3 separate regions of the Homo sapiens genome follow, and regions 1 and 3 are each linked to region 2. Evidence: chromatin loops called from intact Hi-C (ENCODE). Cell type or tissue: PC-9. All regions are shown on one strand. Links, peaks and the distances in the headings refer to the core of each region. The heading gives the core; the rest is flanking DNA. Region 1 overlaps LOC105369705 (a long non-coding RNA gene). Region 2 overlaps SSPN-AS1 (SSPN antisense RNA 1). Region 3 has its middle 29 kb from the start of BHLHE41.

Region 1 (10,130 bases), core at 2,265-7,264, 52 kb before region 2:
TAATGTATAGGCAGATTAGGGACAGACAGCGTAAGAGATTTCATAAACTCAGCTGGTCATGAACATCATCAGTCTGTGCCCTGGGTGTTAGAGGACCTATGTTTGAATTCATCTCACTTTGACTTTCAGTGAATAAATTACCCTTTCTGAGTATCTGTGTTTTACTTTGTAAAGTAGGGATGCTACCTTTGATGTTTGTTGTAATCACTAAATGATATAACACATGAGGAAACATCTAATACATGGCCTTGTCTTATCTGCAGAGGGTAAATACTCGATAGATGTTTGTTGAATCTGAATAAGTTGGATGTTCAAGGTTGTTATTTAAACCAGAATATTCTATTAAAGCTACCACAGGCTGTTAGTACCTTATCTCAAGGTAGCCTTTCAGACTTCTCTGTTACCTGGCCAGGATCCTCTGGGAATGTACTACCAGATAGTCACTTTTGAGCAGGAAAAAAAAAGTCCTATCAAAAAATGAAGAAGAAAATATCAGACATAAGGTATTTCCCAAAGTGGTTTTCATCTCTTGGTGGGGTTTCACCTCTGGAGTAGGTTTCACACTAGGCTTCACACTTGGGCAGGCAGAGTAGATTATTTTGGCTGGGTGACCTTGGAGGGAGAGAAAAAAAAGCCATAAGGGAAACATTAATGAGAAAGAAGCAGAATGCAAGGTCAGAAAGTCAATGTTTTCTTATTTCACATTTAGCCCTTATCTTAGATCATTAATGTTTCAACAGATTTTTCCACGTCACAGCTGGAAGACCTAACATTCTGCTGGATACTATAGACAATTCAGAAACCAGTGTCTATTCTCTGCAAAGAGTAAGCCAGATAGATATAAAATAGTGATTCAGGACCAAAATGATTGACAGACCATGAGCATTTTAGAGTTCAAAAGGAAGCGATATGGAGAATGGGGCTGCCCATGAAGGGCTTCAAAACAAGGGTTAGAAATATGATAGATGTGCTCTCAGGGATGGTGAAGGGGAAGGATTAAACCTGGAAGGACACAAAGGAAACAAGTTTTCCCTGGGTCTTTAGGCCTTCATAAGTCTCTGTTCTAGTGTTACTCTACCGCTGTTACCCTTCTTGCTCTAATAAGTTGCTTTCTCCAAAACAAAATGGGTAAACTTGACATTCAACATTATGCTCCACTCTGATATCTCCAGCTATCATGTGGGTTCTTAAACTTAAAAAAAAAGTGCTATATTATTTTTCAAGTTCTCCTTTCCCCTACAGCCCTGGCATGAGTAACTGGGTGTGTGGGGCTGGAGGTAAGATTGAAGGGGTGAATAGGCATGACATGATTTCAGCAACAAAGACTTCGCTTCACTGAAAATTGTGTCTCTCCTGTGACACTGACCCTGTGCTTTCGATAAAGTTTATGGGTTTGTCTTCCAAAACTGATCATTTACCAGAGCCTCTCTCATCTCCAAATCCATAAACACATTGAAACTTTAAGATTGGACTCCACTTAGACTAATAACCTAGACCTCCTAACCCACAGGACTTCTAATAAGTAGCACATCAGCTCCTTCAATATCTACCTAGTGGGATCAAAGTAGAGGTTGTAGTGGAGCCATTGTGGGAACATAGTGGGGGTGGGGAATAAAAACACAGGCTTGTATCATCTGAAAAGACTAAGCCCAAAGAAGGAATGGAGGAAAAAAGAGAGTGTGAACATGAAGGAAGGTTCACTAAAGATACAGACAAAAAGAGCATTTTTAAGACAAGAGAATGAAATCTTACTGTTGGCAATACCCGTTCCTCATAGACAGGCTCTATCAATTTGCCCACTTTAGGGTAGCATTTGGTTGACTAGCCCCTCGTCTATGCAATACTTTCTTGTTGCTGGTATAAATCACTACTCTGGGTATATTATCTTTTGTTAGTTTCCATCCCCACTGTAGAACCTGAGGGGACAGATAGAGAACAGCAGCATAGGTAATGGTGTAGAGTTGAGATTAACCATGGCTTTGGTTGAGAGATCAGGTTTATCAATGTGGAAGACTCATGGGGAGAAACAATGGAAGACTCATTCATTAAGCTGATACTTGCAAAGCCCTCACTCTGTGGTAATACTACATGGAAAGACAGATAATAGAGAGAAAAAACTGAAGACACTGAAAAGTCAAAAAGAAGATAGAAGTGAATACATTTCCCTCTGGATCTAGGTAGTAAAGATGAAAGTATACATGTTAAGGAGGCCAGGTGCGGTGGCTCATGCCTGTAATCCCAGCACTTTGGGAGGCCGAGGTGGGTGGATCACGAGGTCAGGAGATCAAGACCATCCTGGCTAACAAGGTGAAACCCCGTCTCTACTAAAAATACAAAAAATTAGCCAGGCATGGTGGCGGGCACCTGTAGTCCCAGCTACTCGGGAGGCTGAGGCAGGAGAATGGCATGAGCCCAGGAGGTGGAGCTTGCAGTGAGCCAAGATTACACCACCACACTCCAACCTGTGTGAGAGAGCGAGACTCCATCTCAAAAAAAAAAAAAAATTGTATACATATTAAGGAATAAGTAATCTCAGGCAAACACTGGAGAGTCATTCATGAAAACTTGTACTGAGAATTCACTACCTGTCAAGCAGCTTTCTATGAGCTACAGAGGGGCTGTGCGATGAAGGAGAGGGGAGTGGGAGACAACAAGGAGTAAAATATAAAACCGACAGTCAAAGGGTTAAAAGCCTATGGGAGAATCAGATAAATAAATAAGAAAGTACCCTAAAACTTAAAGTATAATAATAATAATAAATAAATAAATTAAAGAAAAAAAAGTGAGTAAGGCTGACTTAGCTCCTGAGAGCTGGGAATTCAGAGACACTAAAGTCCTGGTATTCTAAAAAATAAAGTGATCCCTCTTGCTTCCAAAAAAAAAAAAAAAGAAAATAAAAAAGAAAAGTATAATGTTCCAAATGCCGTAGTAAAAATATATAAATCCACCCAGAATTCCCCTTCCCATTTCCCCCCAATCAGGGTCCTGATGTTGGCATGAGACCTGCTTTGGCTGAAAGTTTAACCACCTTTGAAGTTCAGTCCTCAGATTATCAGGCTGGGCTCTGTCTCTTCTTGCAGCTTCAGGAGATGAGGACTTCTGCATGAAAACAACAAAACCACTGGCTCTTCCACTTAGCATTCAATTATCTGTTACTCAGATATTTGTTGTGTTTCTGCAGGGCATCAATGGCCTTAGCAATCAGTATTGAGGAATATCATTATCCTTTTAGCTATAATTTCCTTTGTATGCCTCAGAAACCTGATACATCATACCCTCTAGAGCATTCTTTGCTATCAGTACACCTTCCCAGTTCACCACCAGTAAAAGTTTAACCATCAGATCAACACACTGGGCCAGGGGCTATCTGTGATCCACCTTCCACCAGCAATGGTATCCAGTACCCTCACTGCCAGCTGGAAATGAAACTCTAACTTACTGTGTATTTCCTAGGACTACTCTTAGATTGGGTTCTCTAGAAGGAGACACTAAGACACATTTTGGGGTCAAGCCACATATTATGGATGAACACGCATAAAGGAAGAACAAAGAAACAGGATTAAACAGAGAAAGCTGAAGATGACAGGTAGCTCAAGGGCTAAGATTCCAAGTCAACAATCCTGCAGTGGCTGAAACAACCAGGCCTTTAGACCCACTTTTCTCTGGCATGGATGTAGACCACTCCTGCAAGGATGCAAGGCAAGGCAACTGAGGCAGACCCTGAAGAAGATGACAGCTGGACAATATCAGCTGATCACACTGTCCACAATTGGGTGGCAGGTCATTCCTTGAAGGGGGATCTGGACAACGTACCATAGGCCTGAGCTAAGACAGAACGCAATCAGGAGATGATAGTTGATAGACAGACAGATTGACAAATGGATATAGAGATGTGTGTATGCATATATATATACACACACATATGTATACTTGCAGACCAGAGAGAAGAGGAAGGAGGAGGGGGAGAAGGAGAAAAGAAATTATGGAATAACATTAATATTACTTATAAATCTAGAAGATTAATTTGCAAAGATCAAGGATTATGTGGCTGGATATTTGAAGAAAACAAAGTATTTGGACATACTGGCCAGGAGAAATGTTTTAAGCCTTCTGACAGAATTTTAAAATCTCCCTAATGTTGCAGATCAGTTGGACTTTATAGTGTAAATTTACAGAAGGCCAGTCCCATAAGATTTTGGTCTTTATCTCACAGCCTCATATTGTCAAAGGCAGGTCCAGAGAACATAGTGGGTGCACACCATGGTTTGGGGGTGGCATGATAGATGTGGCTAAGTGCCAAATGGATAAATGTGTCTAGGATGATGGGGACATTGTTGTAATTGCTGACCACGGACTTTAAGTTGAATGGGGCATTGAATGGAGTCAGAAGGGCTCCTATGTCCTGGTGTGACAGAAAGAAATGATAAGTGATTTAATCTAGCAGAAGGGTAGAAGAGGATTTTTAGTTCTTATGAGTGAGTGGAAGAGAGAACAGATGGGGAGGTTTCAAGAGAAAGATGAAAGGACAAATTTGAGATCTTGATTGGGACATCTCCCATGAAAAGACCCAGGATAAAGCTATGCAGGTGGAAAGTTGGTATAGATCCGAGATGAAAGCTGTTAAAATTACATAAGGCAAGAGAATGTGAGGAATGTCACCATCATTGTCATCAAGATGCTTTTAGTAAAGCCTGGAATAATCAGATTTGAATTTCAGGTTCTGCACAGAGCAAGGTAGTAGATGCTATATCTGGCCACTAGGAATTTACAATCTGCCCCCTCTGGGAGGAGATGAAAACCAGTCTCCCCATTCCTGGAAAAAAGACCTCACTTGTTTTTTGCAAACTGAGAGGAACCAGGAAAACATTTTGGTTACAAGTATTAGCCTAAAATGCTAAAATATGTTGAAACCTACTTTGGCGGACTGAGGGACAGAACACATTTTTAAAAACAGACGTCGAATGGCTTCTTCCTCTTTCACTTTCTGCCACAGTGTCTGCTAGGCAAGGAAAATGACTCATTAATAAATTTAGCCCTGGAGGCCTGACTCAGACTCATTCAGAAACCTCTTAACAACCACCTCACCCAATCTTACTCTACTTTAGCTAATGATATTCTCCAGCTTAGGCTGTCAGAATTATGCCTTACACATGGGTAATGGGTTTTATAGCTTGTACTAGAAGTACGCTAATAGTATGAATTCACATTTTAGTGATGTTAAAGCTGAATGAAGTGAATCACCTTAGGCTAAACATCGAAGAGAAGATGAGATCATACTTCTTATCCCCAAAATAGCAAGTGTCCACAGCAAAGCACTTAGCTCTAGAGCAGACACTCCAGTTGATAGGTTAAGGTCTGAACCCAGTGACCTCACAGAAATAACTACTACCAAATTTGAAGAAGTGGTAGCAGCTCTTTTAATGAGCAATTGAAGGGTAGAAATCATTTCTTATGAAATTTTGTATTTTCTGTTCCTAGCACAGAACTTGGTAATAGATATTCAAAGCAGATGTTTGTTAAATGATTGAATAAATGAAGTATCTTAAATAACAATTTTTTGGTGATCACTGTCATCCCAGAGAGGAAATAAGAAAATGCACACTTTCTAGTTAAGGCAAACTGTGCAGTTCTCAACAGTGAACTGTGCTCAGATCTAAGTATCAAGGATAAAGAAATCTATTGCATTGCAGCTCTTCAGTATCCTTGATCTTATTCTTTTGATTAGTGTTGATGCTAATATCCATGTAGTTTCTGGAGCAGAGGTAGGGGAGGAGCTCAACAGGATTTCAAACAGACCTCCAGCTTCCTGGCTTGGGCTCCCCAAAGCTTCAACTTTTTATATTTATCATCGAAATCTCAGAAGTTTCTATGGCATCCTCTGTGGTGTTAGTCCAGGTAGAGAATCATTGTGTATCATTGAGAAGTCAAATCCAACCAATTCATATTTACTGGCACATCTATAAGAAAGTAATTGAAGAGTTACAAGGTATAGGCTTTGCCTCACGTGTTTTAATCTACCTGGGAGGAACAGATATGAAAAATATGAAAAGATGACAATAAAAGCTGTTAATAGCAATTCAAGCTAATAAATACTTGTCACAGGGCAACATATGACATTCATCTCCCCTTTTCTTGATTCCTACCAGACCCCAACTTTATTAAAGTATCCACTCCTCCTAGGTGATGTGGGGGAGGTTCAGGTGTAGGTCCTAATTAGTATAAGACTTAGCATGTTCATTCTGATTGAGCCAACATTGGTGACATGCCCACTGCTGGACCAGTAACGGTTGCAATGCTACTGCCAGCAATGGGCATGCGACTGATGTTGGCTCAATCAGACTGAAAGGAGAGACTGAGTCACTGCCTGGGGAGAGAGTTCCTGCTCTCTGCCACTAGGTATAAACAAAGAAGTATGTTGCCCTAGCTGCTTTTGACAGCCATCTTATGCCCATGAAGAAAGCAGACATAGGATGGCAGTGTGGAGAAAACATGGAGCATGTCCTAACTCAAATCAACCTCGGAGCATGTCCTAACTCAGAGCTCTTGCTGTGCGAGATAATAAATTTCCCTTCTTGCTTAAGGTGGTTTGGTGGGGGATTTGTTTCCAGTAGGATCTTGAGGAGACAATGACCAATTGCCAAATGCGTGGGCAGATAATAATTACTGTGAGAGTCCAGAATGAGAAGAGTTCACATCAGGCTAGAGTGGTCAGGACAGCATTCAGAGAAACAGACGCGTTAAGAATGAATAGGGTTTGTACAGAGGAAGCGGCAGGAGAAAAGCATTCCAGTCAAAAATCAGAAGATGGAGGGAGTTTTAGGAGCAGAAAAGGAGTAGGGAGTGCAGAGCTGGGAAGGCAGTGTCAGAAAAGACCTTGAACTCTTACCACATGAAAGTACCTGGAACCTTTCTATTTAGGCAGGAAGGCTTTAGGGGATCAAATTTTAACATGAGGTTTGAGGGGACAAACACCCAAACTTCAGCAATGGCTATACCCCATGGTTAGCACTGAGGTTGTTTTAAGGGAAGTCAAATAAGAGGTTGATATATATGCTATACAAAGAGCTGTTTGAAGTTGACAAGAAAAATGCAAGCAACCCAATAGAAAAATGGAGTAAATGGTTAACCATCATGAAAGGGTGCTTGAATTCCCTAAAATTATGGAGCTGCAAATTAAAGAATCAGTGAGGCCGGGCATGGTGGCTCACGCCTGTAATCCCAGCACTTTGGGAGGCTGAGGAGGGCAGATCACAAGGTCAAGAGATCAAGACCATTCTGGCCAACATGGTGAAACCCCGTCTCTATTAAAAATACAAAAATTAGCTGAGCGTGGTGGTGCACGCCTGTAGTCCCAGCTACTCAGGAGGCTGAGGCAGGAGAATTGTTTGAACCCGGGGGGCAGAGGTTGCAGTGAGCCGAGATCGTGGCACTGTACTCCAGCTTGGCAACAGAGCAAGACTCCATCTAAAAAAAAAAAAAAAAAAAAAAAATTAGTGAAATGTCAATTTCTATGGCAAAAGTTAAAAAGAACTCTACTACCTAGTATTGGTGAGCATGTAGGGAAAACTGTACTTTTATATATTACTGGAGAAAATATGAAGACTTACTTGCAGCCTTATTTAGTGGAGGCAAAATGACAACGTTTCTTAAAATTAAAAATACATATAGCCTTCACGCCAACCATCCACCTCGGTTTTAATGTTATAGAAATCAAACAGCAATACAACAAGACATAAGTACACAGATATATATTGCAATGCTGCCTGTATGAGGGGGAAGAAATGGGGAAAAAAGAGAAAACTCTTCAAAAGAAGAGAGACTGAATAAATTACAGAATATTATACGCCATCACAGTCATTTGGTGCTGTTGTCAGTTGACATGGAAAGATTTACATGGGGAATAATGATGGCTTAGATTTGTCTAGTGCTTACTGGGTGATAGGTGTGATTTCAAGTTCTTTACATATATAGGCATACCTCATCTTATTGCACACCACTTTACTTGCTTCACAAGTACCACATTTTCCCAAGTGGAAGATGTGTGGCAGCCCTGCATGGAGCAAGTCTATCAGCACCATTTTTCCAGCCATGTGCTCACTTCCTGTCTCTGTGTCATATTTTGGTAATTCTCACAATATTTCAAACTTTTCATTATTATTATATTTGTTATGGTGATCTGTGATCTATGATTTTTTTAAAAAAAATTTTTACTATTGCAGTTGTTTTGGGGCATCACAAACTGGACCCATTTAAGACAGCAAACTTAATAAATGTTGTGTGTGTTCTGCCTACTCCACCAACCGGCTGTTCTCCCATTTCTCTACCTTTCCCTCTATTCCCTGAGACACAAAAATATTGAAATTAGGTCAATTAATGACCCTGCAATGGCCTCTAGCTGTTAAAGTGAAAGGAAGAGTCACACATCTCTTACTTTAAATCAAAACCAGAAACAACGAAATTTGGTGAGGAAAGCATGTCAAAAATCAAGATGGGTCAAAAGCTAGGCTTCTTATATCAAACATTTAGCCAATATGTGAATGCAGAAGAAAGGTTCTTGAAGGAAATTAAAAGTGCTACTCCAGCGAACACACAAATTATGATAAATTGAAACAGCCCTATTGCTGATATGGAGAATATTGGAGTGGTCTGGAGAGAAGATCAAAGCAGCCACAACGTTCCTTTAAACCAAAGCCTAATCCAGAGCAAGGCCCTAACTCACTTCAATTCTGTGAAGGCTGAGAAGAATGAGGAAGCTACAGAAGAAAACGTTGAATTTTGCAGAGGTTTGCTCATGAGGTTTAAGGAAAGAAGCCCTCTCCATAAACTCACAGAGCCCAGAGTTATAGGGACAAGAAGCAGAGGTCTCCCAAGTGGGTCACTGGGAGTGATGGGAAGCAAGGCCATTCTTACAGCCACACTGTGTTTCCCAGATCCATTTATTCTACCTACTGGGGCCACAGCACAATACGATGGTCATTGATTTATGGCTGCTATTCTTAGCAAGGATTCTCCAAGATGATTAATCCCGAATGCCCTAAGGCATCCACTCTACAAAACGGATTAACTTTCTGCCTAAGAGTCTAGGGTAGTATTAGCTGTGGACCATCCTTGGAAGAAATAGGATAATGGAGAAAACAGTTATGCAAATCATTTTCGGTATGCCTTAAATCTCTCATGGAATTCTGATTTAAAAAGATAGAAGTTGTATCCCATATCCTACAAGGCAGCATCTCATCTATACAAGGTAATATCTCCAAGCAGGTACTATGCTTCTGAAAGACCATTTCACCATTCTACCTGGCTAGTAACTAACTTCTTGATGATGCGTTATGTGATAAGGCCAGGAGATTTTATGATTGTATGTCCACTGTCACATCTTCTTTGCTATAAAACAGTCATTCTCTAGCATTGGTGTAAGAAGGACTGAGTGGGGATAGGGGGCATGGTTAATGGGTACAGAAAAATATATACAGTTAAAAAGAATGAATAAGACCTAGTATTTGATAACACAACAGGGTGACTATAATCAATAATTATTTAATCGTACATTTTAAAATAAAGAGTACAATTGGGTTGTTTATAACACAAAGGATAAATGCTTGAGAGAATGGATACCCCATTTTCCATGATGTGATTATTGCTTGTTGTATGCCTATATCAAAGTATCTCATGTAACCCATTAATATATATACCTACTATGTACCCACAATTTTTTTTTAAATCAACTGATGGGCTTGTTAAAAAAAGATTTCTGGGCTCTGCCTCAGAGTCTCATTCAGTAAGTCTGGGGTGGGACCCAAGAACTTGCATTTCTAAAAAGTTCCCAAGTGATGCTGATGCCACTGGTCCAGAGACCACACTTTGAGAACCACTGCTTGGGTTCCTTTGTCCAATGCATTATTACACAAGATGCTAAGTCAATGCATCAGACACTCTATAAGCCTTTGGACAGTACTGCAGGCTATAGCCCTGCAGGCAGGAAAGACAAACCCATACCCAGAATATATGCCACTGTTCCTTCCAAGTGGAGGGGATCAAATGTAATCAACTTACCATCAAGTGATTGGTTGAACTCCTGGAAGGACTGGGTCATATCAGGGGCCTGGCGATGGCAGACTGACAATTGTCAG
Region 2 (10,130 bases), core at 2,248-7,247:
CTTGGCATGAACCAGCTGGGTTTTCTGCTCAATGTCTTGCCAAGCTGCAATCAAGGAGTCAGCCAGGGCTGCACTCTAATCGTAGGTGGGGGCCCTCTTCCCAGCCCACTGACTGTGGTAGATTTTCAGCTCCTTGTTGTTGTAAGATTGGTGTTCCTCATGGAATATTCCAGAGGCAGTTCATGACATGGCTGTTTGCTTTCTTCCAGGCCAGCTGGAAAGCATCTCTGTTGCTTCACTTTCTTTTAAATGACTCGCCTGATTAGGTCAGGCCCACCCAGGACACCTCCCGTTGATTAACTCAAACTTAATTGATTAGTAACGGACCCTGCCCACACTTAAAGGAAAAGGATTACACAAGGTATGCACATCAAGGGATAGAAACTTGGGGGATCATCTTAGAATTCTGCCTACTACAGTTAGGAATCAGGAAAATGGCATCCAAGGTTTACAGACAAGAAATAGATATTTAATGATATTCTTTTTTTTTTTTTGAGACAGAGTATCACTCTGTCGCCAGGCTGGAGTGCAGTGGCGCGATCTCAGCTCACTGCAACCTCCACCTCCTGAATTCAAGCAATTCTCCTGCTTCAGCCTCCCGAGTAGCTGGGACTACAGGTGCGCACCACCATGCCCAGCTAATTTTTGTATTTTTAGTAAAGACAGGGTTTCACCATTTTGGCCAGGATGGTCTCAATCTCCTGACCTCAAGTGATCTGCCTGCCTCGGCCTCCCAAAGTGCTGGGATTACAGGCATAAGCCACCGCACCCAGCCTATATTTCTAAAATAAAGATTAATTGAATAAAGATTAATACCATAAAAACACCTACTTGTAAGAATGACAAAAAAAGAAGAAAGTATGTAATACTAGTAAATGTTAGGAGGAAGGAAGGAAGGAATTCAGGGGTTGAATGCGAGCCAAGTTAGTTCTCAGCCTTGATTTCACAGCAGAATCATCTGAATATCTTGAAAAATGACTAATAACTTAGAACCCGCCCAAGACAAAATAAGTCAGAATTTATAGGGGTGGGGACAAGTTATAGATATGTTTTAAAAGCTCTTCAGGTGATTTTAATCTGCATCCAGCTAGAAAACCTCAGAGCTGAATCTTCATCTTTCTTAATAGAGAGGTCATTGGAATTCCCCCCAACCTAAAGTTGATAATAGAGATATAATCATGTTATTTGGAATTGTGAAAACAACCATCAGAAGCACTACCTCCAATGAAGAGTGGGGCTGGGAAGTTTGGGAGCGTAGAATTAGCCAATTAGTGCTCAGTCCAAATCTGCCTGCACTATTTTTTTTTAATCATCTGCATGTATTATGTTGACTTATTTAAAAAATATTTCAGGTGGGTGCAGTGGCTCATGCCTATAATTCTAGTACTTTGGGAGGCTGAGGTGGTCAGATTGCTTGACTTCATGAGTTCAAGACCAGCCTGGGCAACATGGCAAGACCTCATCTCTACAAAAAAATACAGAAGTTAGCCTGGCATCATGACACGCACCTGTAGTCCCAGCTACTCGAGAGGCTGAGGTGGGAAGACAGCTTGAGCCAAGGAGGTTGAGGCTGCAGTGAGCCATGATTGCACTACTGCACTACAGCCTGGCAAGAGAGCGAGACCCTGCCTCAAAAAAAAAAAAAAAAAAAAAGGAAAAAGAAAAAAAAGGTTTCAGAGCTTGTAGTCCCTTCAACAAGTGAAAAGTCAACACTTCCTATATGATTAGCACTAAAACCTTACCAGCCAATATGACCTAGCTATTATGTGCTTTTCTTTAAAAACACATGCCCTAAACCTAATGAAACAAGTACTGGGGTTTGTTCCTTTGGTGTAGAAATGCACATAATTTTCATGCTATCTCATTTTTTAAAAATTCTGCCCCCTCGCCACCCTTTTCACTTCCTGTGTCAGTAAGCATTAATTCAGAATAGCTTTTGTATGCATTTCCTATTGCTGTAACAAATACCACAAACTGGATGTCCAAAAACAACAGAAATTATCTGTAGTAGTTTGATAGTCCACAAATCTGAAATTCATTTCACCACCCTGAAAACCAGGTGTGAGTTGACAGGGCTGCAGATCTTCCAAAGCCTCTAGGGGTAAATCCACTTCTTGCCCCTTCCAGCTCCTGGTGGCTGCCAGCATTCCTTGGTTGGTGGCCACATCACACCAATCTCTGGTCAGATTGCCTTCTCCTCTTCTGCGTCAAACTCCCTCTGTGTCTCTCTTATGAGGATACATGTGATTGCACTTAGAGCCCTCCTGGGTAGTCCAGGATAACCTCCCCACTTCAAGATCCTTCACTTAATCATGTCTGCAAAGTCCCTTTTTTCCATATAAGGTAACATTTACAGCATAAGGTAACATTACAGGTGCCCCTAACCCCCAGACCACAAACCAGTACAGGTCCTAGGCCTGTTAGGAACCAGGCCACATAGAAGGAGGTGAGCGGCAGTCAAGCTAGCAAAGCTTCGTCTGTATTTACAGCTGCTACCCATTGCTCACATTACTGCCTGAGCTCTGCCTCATGTCAGATCAGTGGCACCATTAGATTCTCATAGGAGCGCCAACCTTATGGTGAACTGTGCATGTGAGGGATCTAGGTTGTGTGCTCCTTTTGAGAATCTAATGCCTGATGATCTGTCACTCTCTCCCATCACCCCCAGGTGGGACCATCTAGTTGCAGGAAAACAAGCTCAGCACTCTCACTGATTCTACATTATGCTGAGTGGTATAATTATTTCATTATCTATTATAGTGTAATAACAATAGAAATAAAGTGCACAATAAATATAGTATGTTAGAATCATCCCAAAACCATGACCCTTCTACCCCCTCCATGGAAAAACTGTCTTCCACAAAACTGATCCCTGGTGCCAAAAAGGTTGGGGCCCACTGATTTACAGGATCCTAAGGATTGGAACACGGATATTGTTGTAGGACTTCAGTCTACCATTATTTTTTACATTTTTAATCATTGAGCTAGCTTCCAATGTCTGTTCAGATGAAGGAAATATATCTGAGGTGAAAATGAAATTTTAAAATCTAATTTATTTGGAGCTCTGGAAACACTATGAAAGGAAAATACATGATAATGGGAAGTGTCCGTATTTTTCAGAGTTAAGTATTTTATTTGTCTTGTTTATAGTAGATTCTCCTATTTTATGTAGATCTCCCTATTTTATTTACTATTTGACTTCTGTTTTTTACTCTTAAAATATTTTGTTTCATTATATCTTTCTTTTAAGTTGGTAAAGAGCAAATAAGATGAACTGAATATACCTACAAGTAATTCATGTTTTCATGTATTCTTTGCTAATAACTACTCTGTTCAAGACCATCATAATTTTCTTCAACATTAACTTTGGTTTTTTAAAAAAGATATTTGTTTGCCTTCTGTACATATTTGCTTTCAACAACAAGAAGCTCTGTGGCTATGAAGTCTGTTTACTTGTAGTCTCAGAGAATACCAGGTTTTTAAAACTCCATCCTTTCAGAAGAACAGTATTATGTAATTTTAGCCATATTGGATATACTCACAGTTTGTAATAAAAATAATCCTCCCTTTTCTTTCAGATTTGTCCGCCTCTCCTGTTTAAAGTTTTTGAAAGAAAATAAAGATGGAAGGAAGGAAGAGAGGGAGGGTGGGAGGGAGGAAAGAAGGAAGGAAGGAAGGAAGGAAGGAAGTCAGTCAGTCAAAATAAAAGAAGTATTTGAAGGAATTTCATAGGTCAACACCCCAAAACGTTTACTTGCTCCAAGAACTTTCATTGACTGTGTCTTCCAGGGTGGTGCAATGTCTTTGGACAAAGAGAGACCACTGTGGTTAAGCACGAGGGTAAAACTGAAAGTTCTCCTCTGGGTCTCAGAGGGAGGCTTGGTGCTCTGAGTAAATATGGATAAACCACGCCACTTGTAAATTACTGGTTTTTTGTTCCTTAAACCAAGTTGTGCCTTCTCTTAATGGATATGTAAGTCCAAGGGGCTTAGTGAAAAAGCCATCCAGCTTTTTCTTCCCTATTGTGACCCTGTTCTGGTCACGAAGAAATGTCTTAAATGTTGGCTTTCAAAAGTCAATGTCCAGCATGACTTCTGTGTGAATGGTGCTGTTTCATTTCAGGTATTAATTTTATAAAACGGTTTCCAAGAAATACTTAACTTATTTTCTAATCTAGCCCTTCCTTTTATACTTCTGAGAAATTGTTCATCTTTCTAAATATCCAATTTGTAGTAACAGTCAATTATAAAAACATAAAATATTTTGACAACTCAAACTGTGTCTCTGCCCACTCATATATCTTCCCTGTGTTTATGTCTGGGTATATATGTGTGTGTCACATGTGTGAGTGGGAAACACAGGTGATAAACTTCATGTCACTCTACTGCTTGCAAACACTCCAATGGCTCCCAACTTCCTTACAGTGGCTTGTAAGCCCCTCTGCAATCTGACAGCAACTGACCACTTCATTCCCGTGCGGTAGTAGCTGGCCCCACAGACACTCTGATCAAGGGACCCATGTCTTCTTTCTGTTGCTCTGATTGCCCAGCCTCATTCCTGGGATTGGCATTTGCCGTTCCTTCTACCTATAATGCTTTTTCCCCATATTGTTGGCTGGCTATCATTTATTATTCAGGTTAAGGATCAAATGGCATGTCCTTCCCTCACCATCCTTCCCAATATTGCCCTACCTCTTTTCTCTCTTCTGTAAGAGCACCCTCTTCATAGCACTTGCCCACTATCTAAAATGTTCTATTTATTTGTCTTTTCATTGTCTGTCTCTCCTTCTGGATGTAGTGAGCTTGTCTGTTTTATTGGTCCTATATATCCAGCTCCTAGAACAATGACTAGCACAAAATAGGTATATTAAAGCTTTTACATTTCCTTTCCCTCTTGCCCTCATTTCTTATCCTGTGACCAAGAGGAGAAGCTCAGATGACTCAAAGATCTATAGATCCAGTGATAATAAAATATACCTCATGGCAGAAGATCAAGGAAGGGCTTGGAGTGCTAGGATCTTGACAAAGGCTTGGGGGTTGGTGACGCAAACACCTCCTCCTCTACCCACCACGTTCCCACTCTACCACTCCAACCTCAGCTGACCAAGCAACATCTTGGTCACCTCTTCCCCCAATTCCACTTGGACTATGGAGCACATCAATGATTTAATGATCCAGGAGGTACTGGGCATTTCTAACAGAGGCCCTTCAGGCACAGGTGATTAAGGAAGCTGGAGAGATGGTGCACATTCCTCCAGCTTTGGTACACAAGCCCTGCCCTCGCTCACACCCTGGGCTGATGTGGTGAGTCACTCCAGGTAAGGGGTAACACAGGGCCAGAGGCGACAGCAGTGAGGCCTGTGTTTTTCTTGCTTCAGAGCAGGAGAGTTGAAATGGAAACTCCTAGCCACACAGAACTGGGAGGCAGGGAGCTGTGAAAGTGGTGGTCCAGTCTTTGCACAGGCAGAATTACTTTCATTATTGCTCAATTTGAATTAGGTTAAAAGCAGATAGATTATTTTTAAGTCTCTTTTCTCTTTTCAGTAGATATCGCAAAGTCTAGAAATTGATATAATTTAAAGGTAATGAAAAGAAAGTTCAGCAGCTGCATCATGTTTCATGCTGTCCTTTCCTTCTCCTGGGGTGGGCCTCGCCCCCTTCCTCCAGTCTTCTGTTGTGTTGCCAAGGGCACTGCTCAGAGTGCAGGAGATGGTTCTGAGGCCATGGAAGGCTTCCCCGAGCTCACTTCACATTAGCCACTTACCAAGATAAGCTGGAGCCGGGTCCTTTTTTCAGGTTGAGCAGGTGAAGAATGTTTCTAACTGTTCCGGCGGCATGGCCGATGATGGTGCTTATTTCTGTTGTACCTACGGACTCCCACGTCCAATGTGTGTTAGCTTTAAGTTGCATATTTGGTCGCTCTCTCAAATGCAGTGGGGAGGGCTAAGACCTGATTGTTTTGGAAGGAGTTTACACAATTAACCAGGTTCTCCATTCATTATGGGTGTTGTGTGTTTGCACTGGTGGTTGTAGGAAAGACAAAGAAAAAAAAATCAGAAACATGGGAAGGTTTTCCTGCCGCATGATTTCATTAGCAGGATCAGGGACTCCCAGATCACTCTTTTTCTTTCCAGCATAAAACGGCCTTCAGAAGGTTTTGGCGTCAAGCCAATTAATTGCCATTGGAAATTGTCTTTAGATTCCCTCTCTACTTTCCACTTCTTCCTTGTGTGCTAGTAATTATGTGATATCTCCTGAGACTTCCACTGCAAACTCACTGAAGGCAAAAGCACTGACACGGAACCGGAAGGACTGAGGATCTGATGGAAAACAGAAAGTCCCATTACTTGCCCACTATCCCTTTTCATGCATCATAGTGGGGCTGGCTCTGAAATCCTGGGGCTTTTTAGAAGTCCCAGCATGTATCTCCCCTGGAGGACCAGCCCATCTTTGAGAAGGGCATCACCAATGGCACAAGAAGAAGGCTAAGCAGAAATATTGAATGCTTATTGGCAATAGGGGCATTAGCAACAGAGTCTAAAACCCAATTCCACTGCTGAAGACTTGGTGGCAGGAGCGCCACTTCCTGTTGTAGATCTGATGACACAATGAGAAAGCACAGTGCATACTAGGCTAGTTTCAGAGAGGACTCATTATATTAGCCAGAAACTAGACTTTAATGTAAAAGTCTGAAGCCTATCAGGGATTTCTCTAGGAAAGCACACTCTGGAAACTGCTCTCTATTTCAGTGTTAACTGCAAGCATGCATGCCTTCATGGTTACAGCTGAGTTTAGGTACAGGAAAAAGGATTCCTCGCGCTCTCATCAAGCTGTAACTCTAGTGTTCCTGAGCACCTAGTCAAGTATAATAAAATAATTCCCCTCCTCTTCCATCTCTAGCCCATATTTTCAGATTCAAAGATGAGCTGGGAAACAGGGTTGATAACAGGTAATGATAATGATAAGCACAGATTGCGCCCTTAGAATGTTCCAGGCACTCTTCCCAGCGCATTACAGAGACAAACCCATGTATGCCTCACAATGACCCTATGAGATGGGTGCTCTTATTACCCCCGTTTTATGGATGAGGGAACGAACTTGGGTATAGAGTAGTTGAGGAATTTGTCCACGTATATATATAGCTAGTAAATGGTAGCAAAACCTAGGCTTGGACACGAGGCAATATGACTGGTCTCAAGTCTGTTTTTAACCACTGAACCACACTGTGGCAGGCGGGCAGCTTCCTCGGGGATTGCAGTCGCCAGTGTTACATAATCAACACCAAGGGCTCATTCTTAAGGAAAGAGGCTGTTTGGTCTGCCCCTTACTGTTTTCTAGTCACGCTTACAGCTACCCTTCTTCAAATAGGTCTTGGGTCCCCCACATCACCTTTTCCCTTTCTTCATTCTCGGAGAATATGAGTAACTTCCATTTTATTTACTTCTTTTATTCTAAAAAATAAATATAGAAGAAAAATCCTGGGTATATTAGCAAAATAAATGTCAACATTTTGCCCTGTCCCAGAAAAAAAGAAAAAATAATGAGTTATTGCCTAATATCCTTGAGAATACTGGGCAGGGGTTTCAAACCTGTTGAAATTAGGGTTTATACATTTGCAGATCCCAATCAAATAGGAAAAAGAAGATAAATCATAAGACAAAGAGTAAAGGGGGGAAAAGGAGGGGGAGAAAAACATATGCCAGTTTTAAGCCAAGAGTTTATGTTAATAAGAAAAAGAGTTGAGGTGAGTGAGCCTAAACGAGTCATCTAACCTCATCTGGCCTCAGTTTGCTTTTCTGTAAAATACACAAGCTGGACTGGAAGGAATCTGTCCAGCCCTAACATAGTGATTTTAAGATAAGAAGTAACTGCAAAGGTGATCGAATTGGGAGTAAACTAAAAGAGGTTGTAATGATATTTCCTTTTCCCTTTTCATACTTTTCCTTATTACAGGAAAACAAGTATAATAGATAACTTTTGACTACAAGTAACAAGACCTAAAATTAAGGGCAGAAGATTTTAATATATTATAATAAATAGGTAACATTTGACTCTAAGTAACAAGACCTAAACTAAAGAGCAGAAGATTTCTCACCTTTGCTAATGTCAAGGGCCATGACTGCACTGGGACAACAATGCCCAGAGGTAGAGTGTGGATGAGGGTATAATCTGGGGGTGGAAGAAGAGAAGTATCCCTCAAAAGTACACTAAAATCCAGTAATTTCATAAAAACCCCACCTGAAGCCTAATTCCTCTTACAAAAGAGTCCATGACCTTCAATAAATCCTAAGTTTGCCAGAACACAGCGTGAAAACCTTAGTGCCTATCTTTAAGTACCTCACATGTTCATTCACTCTGACCTTCAACTCTTTTTCATCCAGAAACTCTTTTGTGTTATACGAGGAATGAATGCAAAGCTCTGTGGGCAGCTATCCAAGGGTTTCCATGCTGACGTCTCCTTGGTCCCTCACCCTAGTTTTGTTTCTTCTTCCTCTGCATGAAAGAAAAGCAGAGAAAGAGTGAACTTGGAGTAGGAGGGGAGGTGGCTTGGGGTCAAGCGTCGTGTTGGCTATGCCCTTCTTTTGACCTCATAGATCCACTACTTTTGGAGCAATGACTGTGGCTTGGAGTGTTTGTTCATGGTCTGATCAGATCCTGTGACATTTCTCCCAAAGGCAGGAAGGCATCTCTCCCCCAGCAAGATTGTTTGGTCCTGTCTATATTTCATGTCTATTTTTAATTCACCAGGAGGCTACAAATCTAAATCTCATCTATCTTAGCTCTTAAGGGTACCCAAAATGACAATTTATAGAACTCTACATTTAGGTTTGAACAGAATAGCCTTGCATTTTAAGCCCACTTCTGACACCACCCCATGGAGCCTGGGGCAGGCAATGTGGCCTGGTAAGAACAGCTTTGGAAAAGGCCCCTGAAGGTGTTGTTTCTTGGATTCCAGGGCTGACCTTGACTGTCTGGACATGAATCTATAAAATTTGAGGAAACCAGTTTGCTCTGCACCTTCCTACTGTCACACAAAAGTCCCTACCAGGGCTTTGCCAAAGTCCAGCTCTTATATGGAACCTGAGTTACTACTGGTGCTGGGCAGGGCTCAGGGACAGAGCTTAATGGAGGGGCAGGAAGAAAATAACTTGGCCAGCTGCATTGAAGAAAGTAGTCATATATATCTGTGCAAACACTTAATTCATAAAACCTACCAGAGTCTCAAAAACAAAGATGGTGGGATTTTCCTTTCCAAAGTACACTGCTCATTACCCTAAGCTTTTGTTACTTTTTTACTCCCTGAAAGGTTGTATAAGGTATTTCTTATAATCTAAAGTTACCTGCAGTTATGGAAGTAGGGGAGTGGCCAATGGGATGGCTCTGGGCTCTAAAAGTCTTATTCTGTCCCTAGCATCATTCTCCCAGGTCAGTGAGCCTCAGGATTCCTAGATGCCAGGACTTGGAAGCCTGACCCAGTTTGCCCATGGAGTACAGATTATGGCTTGGGAACAAACACAAGAAAATCTTCTCTGTTGCACTTTCTAATGTTTGCAGAGGGCAGAGGGATTGCTGTTTTGTACTTAGGCTCCAGCGGATACAAACTATTGTCTTATGTTTCTGCAAAGTGTTTTGCTATAGGAATTTTAGGTGCTACAGTTATTTTCCTGATTTCCTGATATTCCTATGAATTTCTATTTATTGACAGTTTCTCACCATCACCATCATCATCACCACCATCATCAAACACTTGCATAGCATTGTTCTATATCTATTATATAAAATAATTATCATTCATTCTTCACAAGCCCCTGTTTATTATCCTTCAGATGAGGAAACTGAGGCAAGGAGGCACAAACAGATTTGGTGGCTTGTCTGAGGCCTCACTGGAATTCAAACACAGGCAAACTTGTTCCAGAACTATTCTCTTAGTGACCATAATATGTGGCCTCTCCGATACATATAAATACTAATTCAAGAGCTCTTTAAAATATTACTCCGTGGGATTTCTCAAGTCTAGTTAAAGAGCATGGTTTGCATGTTATTTTTATGTACTTAAACTATGTAGACGATTCTTAAGGAGTTTTTGCTTTAAGTTTTATTGTTATTGTGATCTTGAAGTGATAATGTATT
Region 3 (10,130 bases), core at 2,391-7,390, 93 kb after region 2:
CATCCCCCTTGCACTGTTCTACCTGCCCCACCTGTGGGATCTTCATCTGAGTGCACACAACCCATCTTTCCAGACCTCCAGGACACTATGGGCTCTCCTGATGTTCTTCTGGTGGCCAATCTTTAGTCTGGTCATGCTGCCTAGGCATCTTCCCTGCCTGTTCCAGTTTACTCGTTTTTCCCACCATTGTTTCTAGGGTATTAACCAAACTCCTGCCTGCATGACTAAATTAATTTGCTGGGCAGAGAGTTTGCCTTGGGGCCCCTCTGTGGCCTTAGATGACCCCTTCTTCTGCCCAGGACATGTCCCAGCAGGGTCACACCTCTCAGCCCTTCACCCTCTGTCAATCTGTCACAACCCATGGCTGGTTCTGCACTCCAGGCAGCTCCACCTCCTCTCCCCATCCAGCCTGGCCAGGGCTGAGTAGAGCCAGGCTCCAGCCATGGGCAGAGGTCCCTTTCCTGACCCCAGAGCTGGTCACATGGCTGCTGTGCCCATGAGGAGTCTTAATGAAAAGCAACAGGGCAAAGGAGAGCATGGCCTAACCTAGCTCCTGACCAGCTGTCTCTGCTGCTGTCAGTCGCATTGGAAGGTATCCTGACCCCAGATCTCCTCCTCTGTGCTTCTGAGCTTGACCACACAATGGGCTCTACTGGCAAGAGCAGGTAGCCAATGTCCTGCCCATGGTATGAGGCCAACCTTGTACTAGCATTCAGCTGAGACTCACAACACCTTGCTTTAAAGGAACCACTGTGTGCAGCTGGCAAGCCAGAGACTCTTAGACACAAAGCTAAAAGGGGTTCCAGGGGTCTGCTGCAGGAGCAGCCCTGCCCTGAGGCACCTCAGCTGTGTGTGTGCAGCAACCCTCTACCCAGCCTTCCCCAGCCAGGACTCATCTGCCTCTTCTGGTTTTCAAAAGAATTGCTGCAGACTATTCAGAGTCGACCAGCAAAATCAGAGGGACTTCCTGCAGATCCTGTAATGCAGGTGGTAGGAGTTCCCGTCACTCAGAGCCTGAGGTGCCATGACCAAGCAGTCAAGCCTTCTCAGTTCCTACCAGGTTGTTGTCTGGGGAGATGGATGTGGCTAGGAAGGTTGAGTCTGTTTACAGAACTTGGGCAGGCTAGGCCCCTACGCTGACATATTATGGGGAGGAAATGCCCATAGTGGGAAGTAAGGATTCACAAATTCAAATGAATCAGAAAGAAAGGAAAAGGAAAGAAGGGAGGAGGAAAGGAAGACAGAGAAAGAAAAGAAAGGAAGGAAGGATGGGAGGGAGGAAAAGAAAGAAAGAAGGAAGGAAAAAGGAAAAACAGAAAAAAAGAAAAATACATGATGAAGTGGGAAAGAGCTGAACAATGCATAGGAGTTAGCATTTAAGATCATCACATCAAGCTACATGAATTAATATCCTACTTGTGTCTTTTGAAATAATTAAAATCAACATATTTTCTGCCTCCTAAAACAAAACCTATTCGCCATTTCTAGTTGCCTTGGATTTGGTAATCTAAGGAAAAAAAAAAGACAAAAGTAATTGCTTCTTTATGATTACTTTACCACAGGTCATAAGGTAGATAATGAGATTTGTGGGGTTTTCCCTATAAAAATACTTTGAATCCTAAATAAAATGTTAAAAGGAGAAATGAGCACATTGCCCATCTGGAACCAAGAAATAGCTGATTTCTTCATAAAGAGGCCATATAATGGTCAAGACATTGATTTTTGTCCCATAGTTTAGGGTTGCCATAGTATCACTGAGTCACTTAAATCTAATCAAAAGCTGGGAAATATTAATTTTGTCAGAGCAGAATGAAGCAGGGGTATAGAATATAGCCATGAAGTGTCTAGACACAATTAACAGGAACTTCAAAGTCACCTTGACCATTATTTCTAGTGTTTTCAGCCTAGCGCAAAAGTCTGGGTATGTGTGAGAATTCTCCCAGATTTTTTTTTAAAAGAAGCAAAATTTAGTCATCTGAACATCCTGAGAGTGTCAGTGTGGCATTGATAATTGTGAGTACAGTATATCCAGTGTGAATTTTTGTAGGCCTGAGGATGAGTTGACCCAATTTAAATGGACCAAAGTTAATTCACTCCAATTTACTCAGAAATGCTTATGTATAAAACCAAGACTCCAGGGTCCAAGAATGAGAATGTATTTCCCAGTAGTCAGTTTACTTTATTAATGGTATAGAATTAGCCATCAAAGAACTGCCTTCCACATGATCATTGTATCCTAGACAGTTGCAAACAAAAGAACTTGCAGTAAAATCTGCAATCACTTAGTGAAGTCAGCAGCCGCTTTTGTTAATTATTAGCCAATACAAAGTTAAGGTGCTATGAATCTGCACCCGGAAAACCCTACCACAAACAAAACAGCACTAACAAGACGGAGCTGAATGCCATTCATCTGGAGACCAGAGTTGTTTTTACTAAACATGAAAAAACATCTGAAAAGAGCTACCTGTATAGAACAAAGTAAAGATCCCTGCTCTAAACCTTTTCCCCCAATACATGATACCTCAAATTTACCATTAGAAATGTATTTGTTTAAATGAAAATGGTACAGTGTTCCACACACTAGATTTGGAGTCAGACACCTGGATTCTAAAACTCAGGCACCACAGGCAAGTCCTCAAATGCTACGGGCCAGTTTCCTCATATGCAAAAGGGTGATACACAAACCTATGCTATAAGCCTCACAGGGTTGTTTTTCACGTCCAGCTATGTCTCGCTGTGTCCTCTACAGCAACCGTACTTCCTGCCAACCACCTTTACAGAGTGTGTCTTCCTGAGCTGCTCTCTATATTTGTCCCTTCTAAAAATCATTTTCTATGAAACTTCCGTCGCAGTCAGCAATGTGTCAATTGTCTGGAATCTTTCTTGTCATTGTCAGGGGTTTCTCCACATCACGTTTCACTGTCAGTGAACATTCCAGGCGATGACCAGTGGAAGAATCCGCGGGCCTTTCTGAGCTACTCGGTTGCTTTGTTTGTTACTCAGCCTTGATGAGGGACCTCTTCAGCCAAAGCAAAAACAGGTGGTGTGAGGCTAATTATCACTCTGTGGTCCTCCCTTTCTCATTTCCCCTTTTTGTCTTTCTAGTCATGCTTTATTTGCATCTTTACCCCACCATTCGAGGTAGATGCCATCTCTGCTCCCTCACACCCAGGCTTAGCACTTCCTTTCCCAAGTTCGAATGAAAATACTGTGGGCTTTCTAACGCTGCAGACAGCGGTTCTAATCCTGGCTCTGGTATTTGTGAGCTACGTGATTAACGGTGACTTCTCTGAACTTGTATCTCCTCATCTGTGTAAACGGAAGTCATGTCTACTTCACGGAGTTCTGGTGTGAACTAAAGGAGATTATATTTGTGCATCTTAATCACATAAGGTGGCCAAAAAATATTAATTTTCTTACTCCTTTAGATATGCTTTCTTCCTTTTGTTCTTTGTCATGTCTTACTTTCATTCTAAGATTCTTTACCATCAAAGTTCTTTGAACTTTTCTTTCTCAATCCCCTCCCAATCTTCTTCATCATCTTTTCTCAGCCCTTTGAGCAAGCACTTCAGCTGAATGGTTACACACAGGAGCTTTTGTCTGAGAGAGGTGAGATTCAGAACTCAGATCCTCTACCTGCCAGCTCTATCACAAGGAAACTTCTGACTTGCCCTGTTCACTGGGGCTAACAACAGGGCTCACCGCACAGGTTGCTGTGGTAACAATGCAATGGTACCTGGGAAAAGCTTAGCAAAGTGGGCTTCATGTGCAATAAGTGGCCATTAATGTTAGCTCTATTTTTTGTCCCCCTGATTCATTATTAAATCTTGCTCTTTCCTTCACATTTATCATGAATGATTTGCCTTCATGTTCTTCTAACTTCAAATTTCCTCTTTCAGATTAACTCTTCCTCTTTCCGCCAAATTACTCTCTGGCCTACACACATATTAACAAAACCAACCAGTGGTCATCAGTCTATTACTGAGGTGCCTAAAGACTCTTTTTTAAATGTTAATATACCTATTGCTTTTGAGGCTTTCAGGTTGTGTGCCATTACCATTTAAGGGTAACGTGAGGGTCACTTTTATGTTGTTGAAGGTTTGATGATCTTTCGCTCTTTTCCTCTGTCCACAACACCATCCCCTTCCATTTTCAGATACGTGCTCCCATCTTTGTCATCTGCGGCCCTCCTTTCTGTGTTGGTAATTGTTTCTTCTTTAATTTTCACCCTCTCATCTTCTAATTCACCTTTCCCTGATTAGTCTGGACAAGTAACTTTAACTTGTGATTCACTATTATTTCATTTACCCAATTTAAGAAGAAAGAGGTGTTACCCAATGGCCTTTCTGTATACCACGAATACACTAGTTGTAACTTTAAAAGCAGCCAACTGACAAGTTCTTCTCATTTGATATTCATAGAACATGGTTTTGCTTTTTTTCCCCTAAAAAGTCGATATTCAATAAAGAATAGATGTCCTCTAGTAGTCTGATAGAGATCTAGATATCACTCCTAATACAGTTTCCCATTATAAAAATTAATCTATCCTGAGCTCCACAGATTGTTTTCTCTGTCATTACACTGTCATGCCCAGCTTCCTCACCATACACTACCATCACCATCCCTCAAACCCTGGGCCCAAACCCCACTACTTTCTCATATAATTCTGGTCCAGGATCTGATGTGGCACCATGTTACTGGGCCCAATTCTACTCTGCCCTAGACCTCTCTGCCCCTTAATCTGCATTCTGATCATACACAAACAGAAAACACTCCAGAAGATTCATATTAACAATAATCGAATGTACAGTAGATACTGGGTTCTCAGCTGAAATGTTTACCTACTTATCTCAGTTAATCTTTATAGGTACCATTTTATTCCCATTTTATAAATTAGAAAGGTTAAGTAACTTCCCCAAAGTCCCTTAATTAGTCATTCCCTAAGTCATTTAACTAGTGCCAGAACCTGAAGCCACATTTGTCTGATTCCAAAGCCTGTCTCCTTTCTGCTTAGTGCCCCTTAAGAGGAATTGGTGAAGGAGGCAGGGAGGATCCCCCTGAAACTCTACAGAGTTTCACCAAGGCCCTGCTGCTAAGATTTCAGGTGTCATACTCTAATGCAGTGTTGATCTGAACATGGAAATCTATCTTGCATCTATAGGTTGTTGCTCAGTGCAAGGCTCTGAGCTAGGTACTCTGTGCAATGGTGAATAACACACATGGTCTGTCCTCAAAAAGCTCACTGTAGAGTAAAGCAGCTTGGTATTCCAGATCAACCGAGGGTGAGTTACAGAAAATCTTCATGAACCCTGTCATCTTTTGACATATCAGGGACCTAAATGAAAAGTGAAAAATATAGAAATGGGCCTTTTCATAGTACCTTTTTGAGCAACTGCTCGGGTTCAAGAGAAATATGCCCAAGATAAGGTTTTTGCCATAGGTTTTTTTGCACATATCTGCTCTAAATGTAACCACTACAAAAGCAAAGGATGAAAGTCTTTCTGAGGCTACTCCAAGTTTTTCCACAAGGGGTACCCCATGACTGAGTTCTTTCATTGAGCAGAACAAATGTTCAGAGGCACTGGACTTCCTTGCCTTTGGCTGCTTCAGGAATCGTAGCTCATAGTTCTGTTTCTGGGCTCATCCATCAGGAGGGACCATAAGGTACTAGTTCTCCCAACTTAGACTTTACTATGAGAGCTAAGCACACCCACAATATTCCTGATGATTGGGACCACTGGGATATCAGCTACTCAGCACTCAAGAAGGACCAGAACCCAGAATTCGTGGAAGACCTTGCAGACATGCAACAAGAGTCCAGAAGTTCCACCACCTACAAAAACGGTTGTGCCCTTCCAACCACACTGACTGCAAGCCTCTGTAATCACATTTTCTAAAAATAAACCAAGGCTCAGAATGGTGTCACCGCCAGTTCTTCTGTTTATTCATTATTCATTTATGCACACATTCATTCAAAAAATATTTAAGTACTTAGTGTGTGGCAGGCACTATTCTAGGTGATGGAACACAGCAGGGCATGAGTCATTCAAGGTCACTGCTCTCATGGAGCTCAAATTCCAGGAGAGGAGAAAGGAAATAAGAAAACAAATAGATAAAATACTCTTAGACAGTGATAGGTACTTTGAATACTCCAATAATAATGAAGATTATAATAATACTTCAATAAAAATGATGATGATAATATTAGCAGCGAAACTTACATAGATAGTGCTTAATAAGATCCAAGTAGGGTTCAAAGTGCTTTACATATATTAACTCGTTTGATCCTCACAACCCTATGAGAAATGTGTACTACAGCACTTCCATTTAACAAATGAGAAAACTGAGGTTTAGAGGCTAAGTAATTTGCCTGAGTTTCTGAGAACAAGGGAATATGACGGAGAGTGGTGATATGGGCAATGGGGCTTACTTTAGATAAAACAGGACAGACTTCTTTTAGGGGATGATACTTCAGCTAGAACCTGAACAATGAGAAGGAGCCAGCCTTGGAATGCTGTGGGGGAAGAGCACTCCTGGCAGAGGGAACAAGTGCTACGGCCCAGAGGCAGCTACACAACAGGTGTGTTTTAGGAAAATAAAGATGGCCAGCATGGCTGGAATGAAGTGCTAAGTCAGACAATGGCAAGATGAAGTTGGAAGGGAGGCTGCAGCCAGATAAGATAGGCCCTTACTGGGCATGGTAAGAGCTTGAGTCTTCTTCTAGGAACAACAGGAAGACGTTGAAGGGTTTAAGATGGGAAGTGATATGGTACATACATTTTAAAAATATGACTGCCTCCTGTGTGGAGAGTGGACTATGAGACACAGATAAGGAATGAACCAGGGAGAACAACTAGAGGCTATTGCAGGGATACAGGTGAGCAGTGAGGGTGATGAGAACAATTGTTGCAGTAGGGAAGTGGTCAAGATATGTTTTGGAGGTAGAGTCTGCATGATTGGCTGTTGGATTAAAATACAGTGATAAGGGAAAGAGAGATGGCATTTATAATTACTATGGTTTTACCCTGACATAGTGACTTCTAAGAGCCAGTTCTTAAATTTTCAGGAATTTTGCAAGACAGTTGCTAAACATAGCCATTATTAAAAATTAAATGTTATAAATTTATAATTAAATAAATTATATTAGGCAAAAGTAACGCATGCCTAAAACTTATCACTTCCTAATTGTTTTACTTATACTACATTTTTATTGTTATCTATGATCTTGAGGTTATTGATGGTTACATATCTGTTTGGTGGAAATATTACATAATGGTAAGCTGCTGCATATCTTTCCTGCAAGCAGTGGCCTCACATCGGTTGCTTTAAATTAGCCACGGTGGGAGTATTTACACCATGGAAAAGAGCAAATGTGACAGATCAGGGCTTCTTCACTTACTGTTTTGTTGATTGCCTAGAATGAAGAAAATGATGAGGGAAATGTCAATAATGCAGATTAGACTTAAAAGTGTATTGTCTTTGTAGTCACTGAATTATGAATAGCACAAAATATTGAGAAATTCTTCTTTCAGGATTCAAAAGTATTATCTGGTGTGACATCTCTTTCCCCTCCTTCTCTCTTTCAATCTAGGGACTAAGCATTATCCAAAAGCAATGGTTAAATTACCGCATTGGATGAGAAAAATTCTAGTTGCTTTGTTTTGTTTTTATTTTCTACCACGCAGGGGCACATGAGGAAGATTAGACCAGGTATGGACAAAATTTTAAGATATATTTTTTTTCTCCACATGTGGCATAGTGTGTTAGTAAATTCTGCAGCCCTGTTACAAAAAATTTGTACTAGATCCTCCTGGACCACGGTAACCTTTATGCATGCTGAGGGTCAGGTCTTGTCATGCATAGGTAAATTAGATCCTCTGCATGAGCTAAACTGCAAGCTCCATGGGGGCAGGGAGCTTTGTCTGTTTGTTCACTGATTTACTCCCAAGAACTCTGAATAGTGCCTGACACACACTAGGTATTTAGTGTTGAATGAATAAATGATTTGTTTTTCATTGCAATAGCAAAAAATGTATGTGAAAGGGTGCCTCAGAAAAGCTTAGGACCCAATTGAGGATTTTAAGGGGGCAGTTGTGCTGGGTAACAGCAAGAGAAAAATAACACAATGCATGTGATTTTTTTTTTATGGTTGAGAAGAGATCTAAATAGGGAAATAATGCCAGTTCTAATCTAAATATTTTGGAATGAACTGTAACTTCCTTCAGTTTCTCTCTAGCCTCTCCAAAAGGATTTAGCAATGTTTGGTGGTTTTGCCTGGGTATTTTAACAAAAGCTGATCTCATGCTGGCATTATAGCACAATTTTTTTTTTCCAAGAAAACCTGCTCAAAAGACTAACAGGGCACTCAAGAGTTCTCTGAGAGAAGGAACAGTCATAGAAATATTAAAATATAGACTTGCCCCTTTTTTTCCCTAAGTTCCACCCGAAAATCCCACCAAAATGTGCCATTCCAGTGTCTGAAAAGCAATGCAGAAGAATTTCTGTATCTCAAAAAATTCTGGAAATGATTGTTACAGCAAGTCATTTCTCAACCACTGTTCACACTGGCCGATGAATAGCATTCTTGAGTTCTCCAGTGAGCAGAGCCAAACAAGTGACTTCAGACTTCAAAATCCCAGGAGTGATTCTGGCCTGGCTCTGACTTTCCCAGAGGCAAAATTATCCTCCTGCAGAATACATCACAAATCCCAGTAAGGACTGTCCCTTTCCAGGTCTTAAGAGAGGGCTAAAAAAATCAAAAGCCTTATGCCTCCTTCCAAAATCCACTAGCACTCACAGCATTTGGCTTTATGCTGGTTTATGACAAAATATTCTCAACTGTGGGGTCTCAAAGGTTTCCCTTAAAATATTTTTTAGTAAGTGAATACATTATAATGATGCAGATGACTCCCCAAATTAAAAATGTACAAGGATTTGCACAAAAAATTTTAAAATGCTTTTCATTTGGCTTCTGTTTTAAAAGCATACTTGTAAATGAGCTCTTTTTGAAGGATATATAAATTGTATGTACAGGACAAAGAAACAATGTAGTCATTCCAGGGAAAATAAAATCATTAGCTTAAATGAAAAAAATAATTAAACCAGTTTATAGCATCAGTCTGTGAAACTCTAACTGGGTAAGAGACTGAAATGTGAGGATGCCATACTTGGGAGGGCATCGCATACACATTAGCGAAACCTTTTACTGAACTTTGCTCTCAGTGTCAAAATACCCAGCTGTGTGATGGTGCTACCAGGTTTTGTGGAAAGCCTGATGTGTGAGACCTGGGAGGCAAAATAAAGCACCCCCAAGCTGCTCCGGAGTCAAACCCATTTCTGCTTTCTCCAAAGTGCTTCCTTTCTTGTGGCTAATGTCGGCTTGGCCTTGAGCACTTCCTGACACAATCAACAAGAAGCTATAAACCATGGGTGCCCTAGGTTAGGATGGTGTTCAGTCGGCCAGAAACATCTGCAAGTTTGAGACAGTACCCCATATAGCAAAGTTATGTGCCCATGTTTCTTCCTACCTTTCAGAAGATGTGAGGAAGTATTGACCTTGCGAGTATATGTGTACATGTACAAAAGGATTTAAATTCTAGAACCTCTCCTTAAAAATTTCAGGTGCATCATGGTTCACTTAAAGGCTCTAAAAAATTAAAATTAAAAAAAAAATTTCAGGTGCAGTATGTGTGGATGTGTGTATGCACATGTGTGCTAATCTACATATGTTAACTGTATAATAAAAGGTGTAGTGATTGAGTAATGGGTTTTCCCATTATTTGGCTAACAAAAATTACAGCACATGCTCCATGCAGACTATTTCCAAGGTATTATTATTGTTTTCATTGCTGTTGTGGATAGCAGGCAACAGGTACTGAGTACAAATTATGCACCAGACATGTACATTTATTTCTTGTTCAACTCTCACAAGAAATCTATAAGCTGGATATGATTATTGATAAGAGAAAGATGGGTAGAATGAAGCTGAGAAAGGTGAAGTCACTTGCCACAGGGGAGCACTAGGGAAAGGGGAAGCTGGGCTTCAAGTCTGGCATTTGGCTGCTCTGAAGCTGATTTTTTGCCCCCAAATAAAGTGAGCTAAATATGGAAATCATTAGGGACAGAATTTG

What was found. A loop is a pair of places that touch in the nucleus more often than their neighbours do. Peaks named below come from ENCODE experiments on the same cell type or tissue, not always from the same donor. Only the 100,000 strongest peaks of a DNase experiment are listed, where the experiment ranks them.
Region 1: it touches region 2 in a loop (5-fold over the local background); 2 of 110 quality-filtered maps call a loop at or near these places.
Region 3: a loop joins it to region 2, with 4 times the contacts of the local background. A loop is called at or near these places in 2 of 110 quality-filtered maps.

Annotation. Positions count from the first base shown.
Region 1 is chr12:26,294,092-26,304,221 of GRCh38, reverse strand. It overlaps LOC105369705 (a long non-coding RNA gene), which reads right to left. Exons shown (of 6, transcript XR_007063249.1): 3 at 5,797-5,957; 4 at 3,029-3,099; 5 at 369-612. Among named protein-coding and RNA genes, the nearest start is that of ITPR2-AS2, 20 kb to the left of the region's middle. In PC-9, for the core only: a CTCF peak has its summit at 4,858; DNase peaks (open chromatin) are centred at 4,691 and 5,031; H3K4me3 peaks cover 1,686 bases; H3K27ac peaks cover 2,037 bases.
Region 2 is chr12:26,241,806-26,251,935 of GRCh38, reverse strand. The region is part of intron 1 of SSPN-AS1 (SSPN antisense RNA 1); the gene reads left to right. Among named protein-coding and RNA genes, the nearest start is that of SSPN-AS1, 25 kb to the left of the region's middle. RefSeq lists enhancers at 1,171-1,340, 4,675-5,874, 6,490-6,669. In PC-9, for the core only: no CTCF peak of the experiment used is centred there; a DNase peak (open chromatin) is centred at 5,215; H3K4me3 peaks cover 1,702 bases; H3K27ac peaks cover 4,381 bases.
Region 3 is chr12:26,149,397-26,159,526 of GRCh38, reverse strand. It overlaps a transcript of SSPN not described here. Among named protein-coding and RNA genes, the nearest start is that of BHLHE41, 29 kb to the right of the region's middle. In PC-9, for the core only: a CTCF peak has its summit at 5,482; DNase peaks (open chromatin) are centred at 5,586, 5,926 and 6,826; H3K4me3 peaks cover 495 bases; H3K27ac peaks cover 2,151 bases.